Linked DNA regions of Mus musculus: region 2 is linked to region 1. The links are chromatin loops, found by intact Hi-C in ENCODE. Cell type or tissue: heart. All regions are shown on one strand. Each heading gives the region's core, and the rest is flanking DNA. Links, peaks and the distances in the headings are about the cores only.

What was found. Peaks named below come from ENCODE experiments on the same cell type or tissue, not always from the same donor. Only the 100,000 strongest peaks of a DNase experiment are listed, where the experiment ranks them.
Region 2: it touches region 1 in a loop (9-fold over the local background); 32 of 42 quality-filtered maps call a loop at or near these places.

The regions. Positions count from the first base shown.
Region 1 is chr8:3,715,820-3,721,194 of GRCm38, forward strand. Clec4g (C-type lectin domain family 4, member g) reads right to left here and starts at 4,832. Exons shown (of 9, transcript NM_029465.3): 1 at 4,772-4,832; 2 at 3,657-3,767; 3 at 2,949-3,002; 4 at 2,741-2,803; 5 at 2,523-2,627; 6 at 1,919-2,008; 7 at 1,598-1,746; 8 at 1,375-1,490; 9 at 252-737. The coding sequence starts at 4,826. The coding sequence ends at 596. It overlaps Gm16553 (a long non-coding RNA gene), which reads left to right. Exons shown (of 5, transcript XR_003947358.1): 3 at 2,743-2,875; 4 at 2,965-3,089. In heart, for the core only: a CTCF peak has its summit at 2,905; DNase peaks (open chromatin) are centred at 1,702, 1,932 and 2,912; H3K27ac peaks cover 490 bases.
Region 2 is chr8:3,952,956-3,958,330 of GRCm38, forward strand. It overlaps a transcript of Cd209c not described here. Among named protein-coding and RNA genes, the nearest start is that of Cd209c, 8.8 kb to the left of the region's middle. In heart, for the core only: a CTCF peak has its summit at 3,289 (motif pointing left); a DNase peak (open chromatin) is centred at 3,246.

The DNA of each region.
Region 1 (5,375 bases), core at 252-5,251:
TGATAGAGACCCATATTATCTGAACCTCCTCCTTCTTTGTGCCAATTAGTTGTCATGTCAGAGTGTAAAACTGAGCTTCCACTAATGGGGTGAGATGCAGTCATCACTTATATTATAGATAAAAGACAGAGGCCACTGAGTAGTCGCTAGCCCAGTTTTGGTTCTAGCACATCCTTCCTGGAAAGTAAATTACAAAGTATGTTCCTTTGTGGGTTACAGAGATCATTCTTTTCCAATACAGATCTGGAGGATAGGTTACTTTTTCAAACATTTATTGATGCTCTCTCTGTGTGTGAAGAAATCTCCAAGTCAGAGGGTAAAATAGGGGGATGCAGGAAGATGGAACAACTCCAACACTGTGTCTAGGAAACAGGCAGTGGATCAGACCATCAGGGTTTAGAGCAGTGATTTTGAGACTGACAGGTTAGATGGAAGGTTTAAACTGTCTTGTGAGTTAGAGCTGGGGTCACTAAAGCATGCACTGGTCAGGCTGAGTGGCTCTTATTAATGGTGCATTAGGAAAAACAGCCTTGGTAGTGGGCTCAAGGAATAGGAGCCACCCTTCTGATTCACCCCGAGGCAATGGGCGCTAGGCTTAGTAGCAACTGCTCCTCTTCTCACAGATCCAGCCATCTCTCTCATTGGTACATGGTGCATCATTCCACAGCCCCGAGTGCAGCATCATGATACAGTCCTCATGTCCTCTGGAATCATTGGGCTCTCCAGAGTTCCAGTGGCTGTGGTAGTTCAGTGGGAGTGTTACTGGGACTGAGGATAGACCTAGGGTCAAGCTTCCTTTCCCAGGCCTTGCTTGTTTGCTTGGCTCTGCTCTAGACATTCTGAATGCCTACATTGAGTTTATATCTGCAGTGTATATTTGTACGGACCCAGAATTTAACCCTTAGTTAATTCCCAGGGTCTAGCATATCCATTCTTTAAATGTTATTTCAGGGGCTGAGGATATTTCTCAGTGGAAAAGAATGCTTGTTATAATGCTTTGTTGTACAAAGACCTGAGTTCAAATCCCAAGTAGTCACATAAAAAGCTCTGTATGGTTGTGCAAGTGTTTATAACCCAAGCAGGGTAAGGTTTGGAGACAGGAGAGCCTCTGAGGTTTTCTGACTGTTAGTCAACCTAGATCCAGGTTCACCGAAAGAGCCTGTCTTAATGGAGTAAGGTAAGGAATGATAGACTAGACTACCCAGAGTTTCCCCCTAGTCTTTGCATGGGCATGAATGGACCTGTGCAGTGACATATGCACCAAAACATCAACACCAATCTTCTCTCAGGAATTTAGTCTTTAGATATCCAAAAGCATTTTCCACAGGGTCTAACTCAACCCTCTTCAAATTTTTCATGGGGCCTTCTCCTTACCTGAAGTTGAGTGAGGCTCCATCTACCCACCGGTAGCCTTGAATCTTGTTGAGGTGGCGAACTGCCCTCAGACCCAACCAATAGCCCCGGCCACGTGTGTGCTGACTCAGGAAGCCCTGGAAGGAGTGGGTAGACACATCAGCTGGCCAAGTCTGCCAAATGTTCTGGGCCACACCAGTTCAGGCAAACCCCGCTTCTCCTCTTCCAAGTCCCAGCTGAGCACCTGCTCGTTCAGGCCTCTGACAATCACCAGATGGGCACCCTGGCCTCCACAGTAGCTTTGTGCTGTATCCCATGTGGCCTGTGTCTCAGAGAAATAGTAGCAGGAACCTTGGAAGGGTAGCCATGATGGTGGGCACTGCTCACAGGAGCCTGTTGGGTGGGGAGGGTCAGAGAGATAGACCGTTATAGGAAGGGACCATTGGAATTTGACGGATGGTGTGGGGTTCCAGAGAAACAAGGGAATGTCTGGTGGAAAGAGAAGCACTGAAAACCCTCAGCTGGGTCCATTCCTCCCCCACCCCTCGTCCTATCTCTGGCTCACTGTTCTGGCGCTTGACAGCTTCCAGTGCCTGGAACAGCTCACTGCGGATGTTCTCACGGTCTCTGCTTGCTTTAGCCAAGTCCTGGGTCACTACAAGGTCAGAAGAGTGGACATTTATAGTTGAGGTTAAGACCGGGACTTATGTATAGGTCAAAATATATATCCATGGTCAGTTCATGGTGTCACGGTCAAGAATAACATCAATTTGAACGTGGCGGTTTCAGTTACTCCAGAAAGCTGAGGTAGAGGAGGATTGTAAGGTCAAAGCTAACTTGGACTACACAGAGAGTTTAAGACCATCCTTGGTAACTTAATGGAGCCTGTCTCAAAACATAAAATGAGTGCTGGTAATAAGGTTGGTATTAGAGTACCTGCCTAGAATCCCCCAGCAAGGGTCTGGGAGAGCGACTCAAAGGTAGAGCACCTGCTTAGAATCCTGCTTTGAGGGTCTGGGCACGGCTCAGGTGTGGAAAGCCTACCTAGCATTCGAAGTCCTGGGTTCAGTCACCAGAGACCTGAGGGTCCAGGACTGGACTACCAAGAAGCGGTGTGGCTATGATTAGGGATGAAGGTCGGGGACCAGGGGGTTGTGTTCAGCTCTCACCACGCTCTTGCAGTTCTTTCAGGATGCTCTCCTGCTCCATCAACTTTGCTTGTATGTCCTTAAACTCCGCCAGTGTGGTTTGCAACTGCGCTTTTGTCACGGAGCCTATATGGGGATGGGGCAAAAACCAGTCTTGCCCCCACTTGCCTCTCCCAAACCACCTGCCCCATTTCCCAGCCCCTCAACTTTCAAGTTTTCACCAAACCCCTCTTTCTTACAGCAATTCCTGCAGGCTCCGATATCATCCTTCAGGGAACTCAACGTCATCTTCTGCTCTGAGGCTGGAAAGACCCCACCCACCACACACAAACCAGTCAACCCGATTGCAGCGGCCTCAGCTATTCACTACCCAGGTCCTCCTCCCTGGCAGTTCCTCCTCCCACCGCAAGGGTGCGCTGCCGCCCTGCGCTGCAGCTCCTCACGCACCATTTGTCCTCAGCAGGTCCTGGTGGCTGAGCAGCACCCTGAGCTTGCTGGAGGCTGCAGAGAGATGCAAGCATGAGTTGTGAAGCCTCCGCCTGCTCAGAGTGTGTGAGGACACGTACGTTGTTATCCACGGAGGCACAGGTATGTCCGGGTATGGACAGGAGACATACAAAATGCATAATACAGTGCCAAGCACCAGTGGTCCTCAACCTTCCTAATGCGGTGGCCCTTTAATATAGTTTATGTTGTGGTGACCTCTAACCATAAAATTATTTTCGTTGTTACTTTATAACTTTAATTTTTTTGCTGTTTTGAATTTCCATTCATAACATAAAAATCATATCATACAATCCATATGATTTCCGATGTCTCAGGCAAACCTGGTGAAACCCATGGGAACCATGGTTTATACTCATTGCTATCCAGGACCCCATGTGGTGCACCGCATAGGAAGCAAGTTTGTGCCTTACCTGCCAGGCAGCATAACTTGTCCCTGTAAAGGGATCACTCCGGTGGAGCGATGGTTCAGAGATGCTGTTCCAGAGAACCTGAGTTTGGTTCTTAGCACTCGCACCCACATGCAATGGCTCACAAGTGTCTCCAACTCCAGCTGTAGGGGATCTGATGCCATCTACCCACTGTGGGCACTTGTACACCCGCGGCATACCCTCAGACACAGACATGTACACATGAAAATACATCACTCACCACTGGACAGTAGGGTGCTCAGAATGAGAGCCCATAGAACTGTGGCCACCAGCAGAGCCAAGACCAGGAAGAAAAGTCTTTGTTTGTAGCACTCCCAACGTCCCAATTGCCCTAGTAGAACACAGATAAATTCTGGCTCTCTCCAGGACAGAGGTACAGACAGCTTAAGTACCCTCCTACCACCACACAACATAGTTAGAATTTTTTTAAATTTAATTTTAAAAATTAAAAAAGTCTTTAATTGGCTATTTTATTTTTTTACATTTCAAATATTATCCCCCTTCCTGGGTTTCCCTCCACAAACTCCCATCTCATTCCACCCCCCACTGCTTCTATGAGGGTGCTCCCATACCCACCTGCCCACTCCCACCTCACCACCCTAGACTTCCCCTACATTGGGGCACTGAGCCTTCACAGGTGGAACACAGACTGAAAGAAAGGCCATCCAGAGACTACCATATGCAGCCACCAAACCCAGACACTATTGCAGATGCCAAGAAGTGCTTGCTGACAGGAGCTTGAAATAGCTGTCTCCTGAGAGGCTCTGCCAGAGCCTGACAAATACAGAGGCTGATGCTTGCAGCCAACCACGGAACTGAGCATGGGGATCCCGATGGAGGAGTTAGAGGAAGGACTGAAGAAGGAGCTGAAGGGGTTTGCAACCCCATAGGAAGAACAACAATATAAACCAACCAGACCCTCCAGAGCTCCCAGGGACTAAACCATCAACCAAAGAGTTCACATGGAGGGACCCATGGCTCCAGCTGCATATTTAGCAGTCTTAGAATTCTTATGCCAGTGTAACCAGAATCTATGTAACAAGGTGTCTGTGGCTGGAGTGATACCTGTCCCCACACAGGTTTTCTGGGGGAGACTTGGGTGATGCTGTTTCTCAGTCCAGGACCCAGGACCCAGCCCTTAGGACCCTGGGAAGTCCTCACTCCAGGATGTGATGTCCCCATGCCTGTGCTGCGGGCACCACCATTCCACAGTTCTGTCCATACAGTGGTGTCTCCTGTATGGTTTTGCCGTTTCTTCTCCCCAGCCCTCCCAAACTGCAAACATTAGAACAGAAGAACCCATGGAGGACGATGGGGTGATTCTCTTTCTCCTACCTCTGGAGACCTCTTCAATTGCACTGCCCAGCTTGTTGTATTCACCAGTGTTCATGGTGGTGGTGGCGTCCAGCCCTGGACAGAGATATAAATTTAAGTCTCCACCCTAGCCCTATCCTATCTCCCTCCCTCCCTCCCTTCCTTCCTTTCCATGTCGGTGGCCTCAATACTTTTGTGTAGGAAGCCAGCTAATGGTCAGTCGCAGTGCTGGGCAAGGCTAGGACTGTGAGGGGCAGATCAAACCTCTGTGGCTTGATCATTGTAGCTGTGTTTCCTGCACAGAAGGTGTGACGACTCATCTTTTGGTGTCTATGGAGGCATAGACCAGGAACACAGCACCCATGCACAGATAGGAGACATACATAATGTATACACACAGTGCCAAGAAGATATGTGTTTGGTTTATACCAGTGGTTCTCAACCTTCTGTCTCTCTCTGTGTAAATGTATGTATGTGTGTGATTGTGGAGGTCAGAGGACAGATTGGAGTGTTGTTACCCAGGCACCATTTATCTTTTAAATATTGCATTTATTTAGTTATATTGTGTGTTTTGGGTTCTTGCATAGGATTAGAGATCCCTCTAATGTACATTCACCTGACAACG
Region 2 (5,375 bases), core at 296-5,295, 240 kb after region 1:
TCACCTTTCACTTTGCTTGATATAGGGTTTCTTGTCCACCATTGTATATGCCAGATTAGCTTGCCTGCAAGCTTCCAGGATTCTATTGTCTCTGCTTTCTATCTCATCATAGCTAGGGTTACAGAAACATGCCTTCCATTTCCTGCTTCACATATGTTCTGGGATCCAAACTCAGGTCTTCATGTTTCTTTGAGAAATGATTATCCAGTGAGTCATCTATCTAGATGCTGGTTCAACCTCTTGAGGATGAATAAATCTGATATTCAGAGAAGACTGAATGGCCAAGGTAAGAACTAGGACCCTCCTCTACACCAGACATGGGAAGGGCCCTCTGAATTTTCTAAAAGTTCCTAACATTTAGCCTTCCTCTCTCATGGGCCTTGGAACCTAGCTGAAGGGTCTTACCAGGGAACCCCCAACCCTCAGACCTGCCTGACCTTTGACAAGGATAGCCAGCAGGAGAATAGTAGAGAGTGTGAGGCAGAACAGTTGCAGCACAAAGGGGCCGAGACCATGGCACAGATACCCTGAAGAAGAGAAGGTGGAAGTTTATCACAGCACTGTCCCTGACCAGCTATGATCCACAGACAGCAGCATTAGCTCCCACCTCCTTGGCATCTGTTTTTGCCTGTATTCCAACCTTCACTCCTCTAGGACTCAAGATTCTTTTCTGACTTAACAATCTCATAGTTTTATAGTCCAGTCTTTATTATTATTATTATTATTATTATTATTATTATTATTAGGACCCAAGATTCCAAAACCTCAGTGGCTATGTCTCTCAAACTCTAGTACTTACTATCTCTGAGGAACAACTCAGCATGTCCTCCTTCAGGACCCAGGACCTGACCACTCTAGGTTTTTAGCCTTAATCACCCCAGGATCCAGGAGTCTAGAGCCTCATACCTTTCCAGGATCAAGGAAAATGAACGTCTCCAGAACATAGTTCAGTCCTTCCAGACTCAACCACCCTAGGACTTAAGAGCCAAGCTTTTCATCCTTGAACATTTCAGGTCCATTTTAACTTTTGTCTCCCTATGACCCAGGAGTTCAATCTCCTAGATGTGGCCATCCAAGGAACCAGGAATCTAAACTCTCGGCTCCTACTTTCAGAATATCAAGAATATAAACACATAATCTCTGCTTAGTAGAGACAAGTAGTCTAAAACTTTAACATCTACTTCTATGGGACCCAGGAGTCTAGCTCTCAGGCTACATAGCCTCAAGATCCAAGATCCAAGAGCCTGTTGTCAGTTTCCACCTCCATTGGACTGTGAAGTAGTTTTCAGTCTCCAACTCCACAGCACCCCTAGTGTTCTCTTCCCTAAGACTTTAGTTCAGTCCTCAGCCTCCATCCTCCAGAGGAACCTCTTCCCTCACTCTTCTAGATCCAGACTTTTATTTTCCCCCCTCCACAGGACAGAGACAGCTGAGGAAACCAGTCCTCTCCCACTCCTTTTACCTGCAGTTTTCTTAAGGACATAGGGTGATTGAAATCTGAAGCCTTTGAAGGAGTATCTGGTGCCACTGGGTATCAGGTGTTCCTCATCTGAATGGACAGAATGTCAACCAGATCCTTGGCAAACTGAGAAACAAGCTGGCCCCACTGAAACCCCTCTCCACATCTCTAGAATCCAAGCCCAGCCTTACCCAGGGAGCCCAGTTGCTGTACTCTGCCTTCTGCGGAGTCATTCATCTTTCACGGCTGTCCCACTGTGTCAGAGACTGCTGGGGACAATGGCATCTATTTACCATCCACTATTGCTCCCTCCTTGAATCTATTCTGAGTCAGGAAACAAAACAAGGAACTGTAAGATGTCAAAGGAAGATGATAGAAGGAAGTGGTAGAGCTCCTGTCACACCATTTCACACAACCAGCATTCCTGGAATGGATGAGCATGTAATGGCTCTACTGTTCCCAGAAACATGGTCCTCTCTGATCTGGTAATTTTGCTATCTTGATCTGAAGGTGTCATCACTTTTTGTCTATTTCTGCTGACTTGGGAGAGGCTGTTTGTGATCACTAGTTCCAACTAAGAACTTAACACAACTAGAATCCCCTGGAAAGAGAGTCTCAGTGAAGGGTTGTCTACACTGGGTTTTCCTGTGGGCATGTCCATCGGGGACTGTCTTAAGTTAACTGATATGGGAAGACCCAACTCATTATGAGGCACACCATTCCCTAGATAGGTGGTTCTGCACTATGTAAGTGTGGAAAATAGAGCTGACTGCAAGCAAGCATGAATTCATTCCTTTCTGCTCTTGACTGTGGATGTGACTGGCTGTCTCATGTTGCCATGACTCCCCACAGTGATGAACTGATACCTGGAACTGTGAGTGATGAAGTTTTTAAGAGTGCCAGGACAAAGAAAGCCATTACTCACACTCGGTGAGGGTTACAGAAAGCTCAGAGGCTCGCTGATGACATTCTTAGCCTTTGGGTTGACAGAAGCTCAGGTCTTTTATGTACATCCCCAAAGGATTTATGTACAGCCATGAAGACATTAGGTTGTTCACATACATAAGCTATACATGGAAAGTTAGCAAGCTAAAGCTCCAGATAATTGACTCCTCACCTGTAACATTCCAACTCTCCACAAATCATTCAAATTCTAAGCAGTTAATCAGATTTATGAAATATTTAACTTGGTATGGCTTTTTTTTCTTCTCCTTTTCTGGGAACTTGGGTTCACACCAGTATTAGCGGGCACTCTGAATCACAAGACCCCCCCACCCCAAGGGGCTGGAGAAATTGCTCAGTGGTTAAGAGCACTGACTGCTCTTCCAGAGGACCTGAGTTCAATTCCCAGCTACCATATGGTGGCCCACAACCACCTGTAATGGGATCTGATGCCCTCTTCTGGTGTGTCTGAAGACAGTGACAGTATACTCACAATCAATCAATCAATCAATCAGTCAATAAATCTTAAAGTCCTCACCCCAAGTTGCCATGCCTGTTACTTGCTGTGCATTCTTAGTGCCCCAGAGACACTTGGTGGAACCAGTTGCCTACTTGGCAATTTCCTGTGCCTAGGCTGTAGTGTCTGAGCATCTCTGGTATGAGGAGACTTCAAACAGGCAGTCCCTGTGCTGAGCCAATAAGAGCAGCTGGAGTGTTCCTGTCCCTTCTGTCTGAATGGTCAGACAGGAGGTATCAGGGCCAGTCTGGGAAGGCTGATGGCCCAGCTGGCCATCACAGGATCCCCTCTTCAAGCTTTCAGAGTCACACACTCTCCAGGCTTGGTCTGCCACTAGTGGCAGGAATTCAACACAACAGTGGCCACAGGAGCAAGTGAGCCCCAGCCTCCAAACAACCATTTGGTCACTGCCCCCTCTGCTGTCCATTTAGGAAAGCTGCAACATGATAAGCCTAGGGAAAACCCAGCTCCCCTTCTCCCCGCTCTGTCTCCCCCATCTTTCCCCTCCCCCATCTCCCTTTCCCCCCTGTCTACTTTTCTTCTCCACTCCAGATCTCTCTCCTCTTCCCTCCCTGTTCCCTCTCTCCTTCCTACTTTCTTTCCTCCCTTTACATTCTCTCTCTCTGTCTCTCTCTGTCTCTCTCTGTCTCTGCATCTCTCTCTCTCTCTCTCCCTCTCTCTCTCTCTCTCTCTCTCTCTCTCTCTCTCTCTCTCTTTTTCTCTCTCTCTTTCTCATACTGGTGATGGAACTCAAGGCCAGACAAGCATTCAATCACTGACTTCCACCTTTCCTCAATCTTTTTACTTCTTATTTTCAGACAGTTTCACAAAGCTCCCCAGGCTGGCTTTGAACTTGCCATCCTCTGCTCTCGAAATCCATGTAGCTGAGATTACAGGTTTGTGCCTCCAGGCGTGGCTTTAGCAATTTGCCTTTTGTCCTTAGAGTGGCAGTGGTGATTGAGCCCTCAGGATAAAATTATTCACTAAATACAGTCCTAGATGGGACTCTATCACTAGTCCTTCCTTCAAGGAGAAGAAGGAAACAGCCTGAGATTCAAGGCAAAGTCTAGGGTGTTGGGGGCTGGGGGTGGGGGCAATTACAAGGCAAGATTCTACAATTAAGCCAACCAGTGCTTGGCAGGCAGCCTTGCTGTGTTGCAAAGTCCCAGGCAAGAGACAGAGCCCAACCCTGCCACCTGCAGTAATCTGAGGAATTCTTAAAGACCTGCATTCAGGGAAACCTGGAGTTCTTGACTTGGTTGCAGATAAAGCAGTATGAAGTAGAGTAGAGGTAATTAGGAAGAGGTGTGTATGTGTGTGCCGCAGACCCTCTGGGTCCCTGAATCTGCATAGAACGGGTTCTCTTAAGCAGATGGGCAAAGAGTTGGATGAAGTGACAGACAGACAAACACGCAAGAGTGGTGTTGGATCTGAATGTAATTTTCCAGTCGAGCCTCAGACTTTTTATAATACAGAGTAAATTGCAAATCATAACAGAATAAGGCACATTGAATTTTTCCAGGTGCAAAAGGAGTGACTTCAAAAGGAACCAGATAAATGTTTAACACTAGAGATTAGTACAGATGCAAGGGTAGTGACTCAAAGGGAATTTGTAGGGACCAGATAAATGTTTACATTAGAAATTAGCACCTTCTGCCAGGCAAGAGTTTTACACTTAGTGTTAATAGCACCAGGGTTGTAAACTCTTGACACGCCTCAAGAATAATATAGTATCACTCCCCCCAAAATTCTCTAGGCCTTGTTAAATTATCTTGTCTGAAGGATCCTCATTTATCAGTATAGTATATTAATTTGCTCTTGGTATGGAATGTAGTCTGTAATATGAATTTCTATCTCAGTGAGAATTCCAGACTCTTTCTGCAGACAGCTGAGTTAATGGCAAGTGCTTTATTGTTTTATGGTAGAGCTTAATTAGTTACTGAATAGGTTAAACTCCTTGCTGCTATCTGGAATCTAAGAACACTGGGAAAAGGCTTTAGCTATGTTAGAATACAATCTTAAAAGGCATTTACTATAAGGTAATGCTTAATAGAGTGCACGTGAATCTATACATTAGACTAACGTGGTGGAAATTTGATTATTATGGGTTAGGGAAAAAAACGCCATAACTCCGGGAGGGAAATTACCATGGAACTCTTATCCTCGTGAAACAGCTTCCAGGCTTTTCACCTGTCAAACTGACCCAAACTGGAGAGATGACTTTCGCCTGACCTCCAGGAGGAGAGTCCTAGAAATTCATTTCTCATGAGCAGCTTTTTGGCGTTTCTGCCTCACAAGCTGACTCCACCAGAGTGCCCTGGCATGTGTGCCTCTCTCTCTCTCTCTCTCTCTCTCTCTCTCTCTCTCTCTCTCTCTCTCTCTCTCTGTGTGTGTGTGTGTGTGTGTTTGCATGCATGTCTCTTGTGTGTGTGTGTGTGTGTGTGTGTGTACACATGC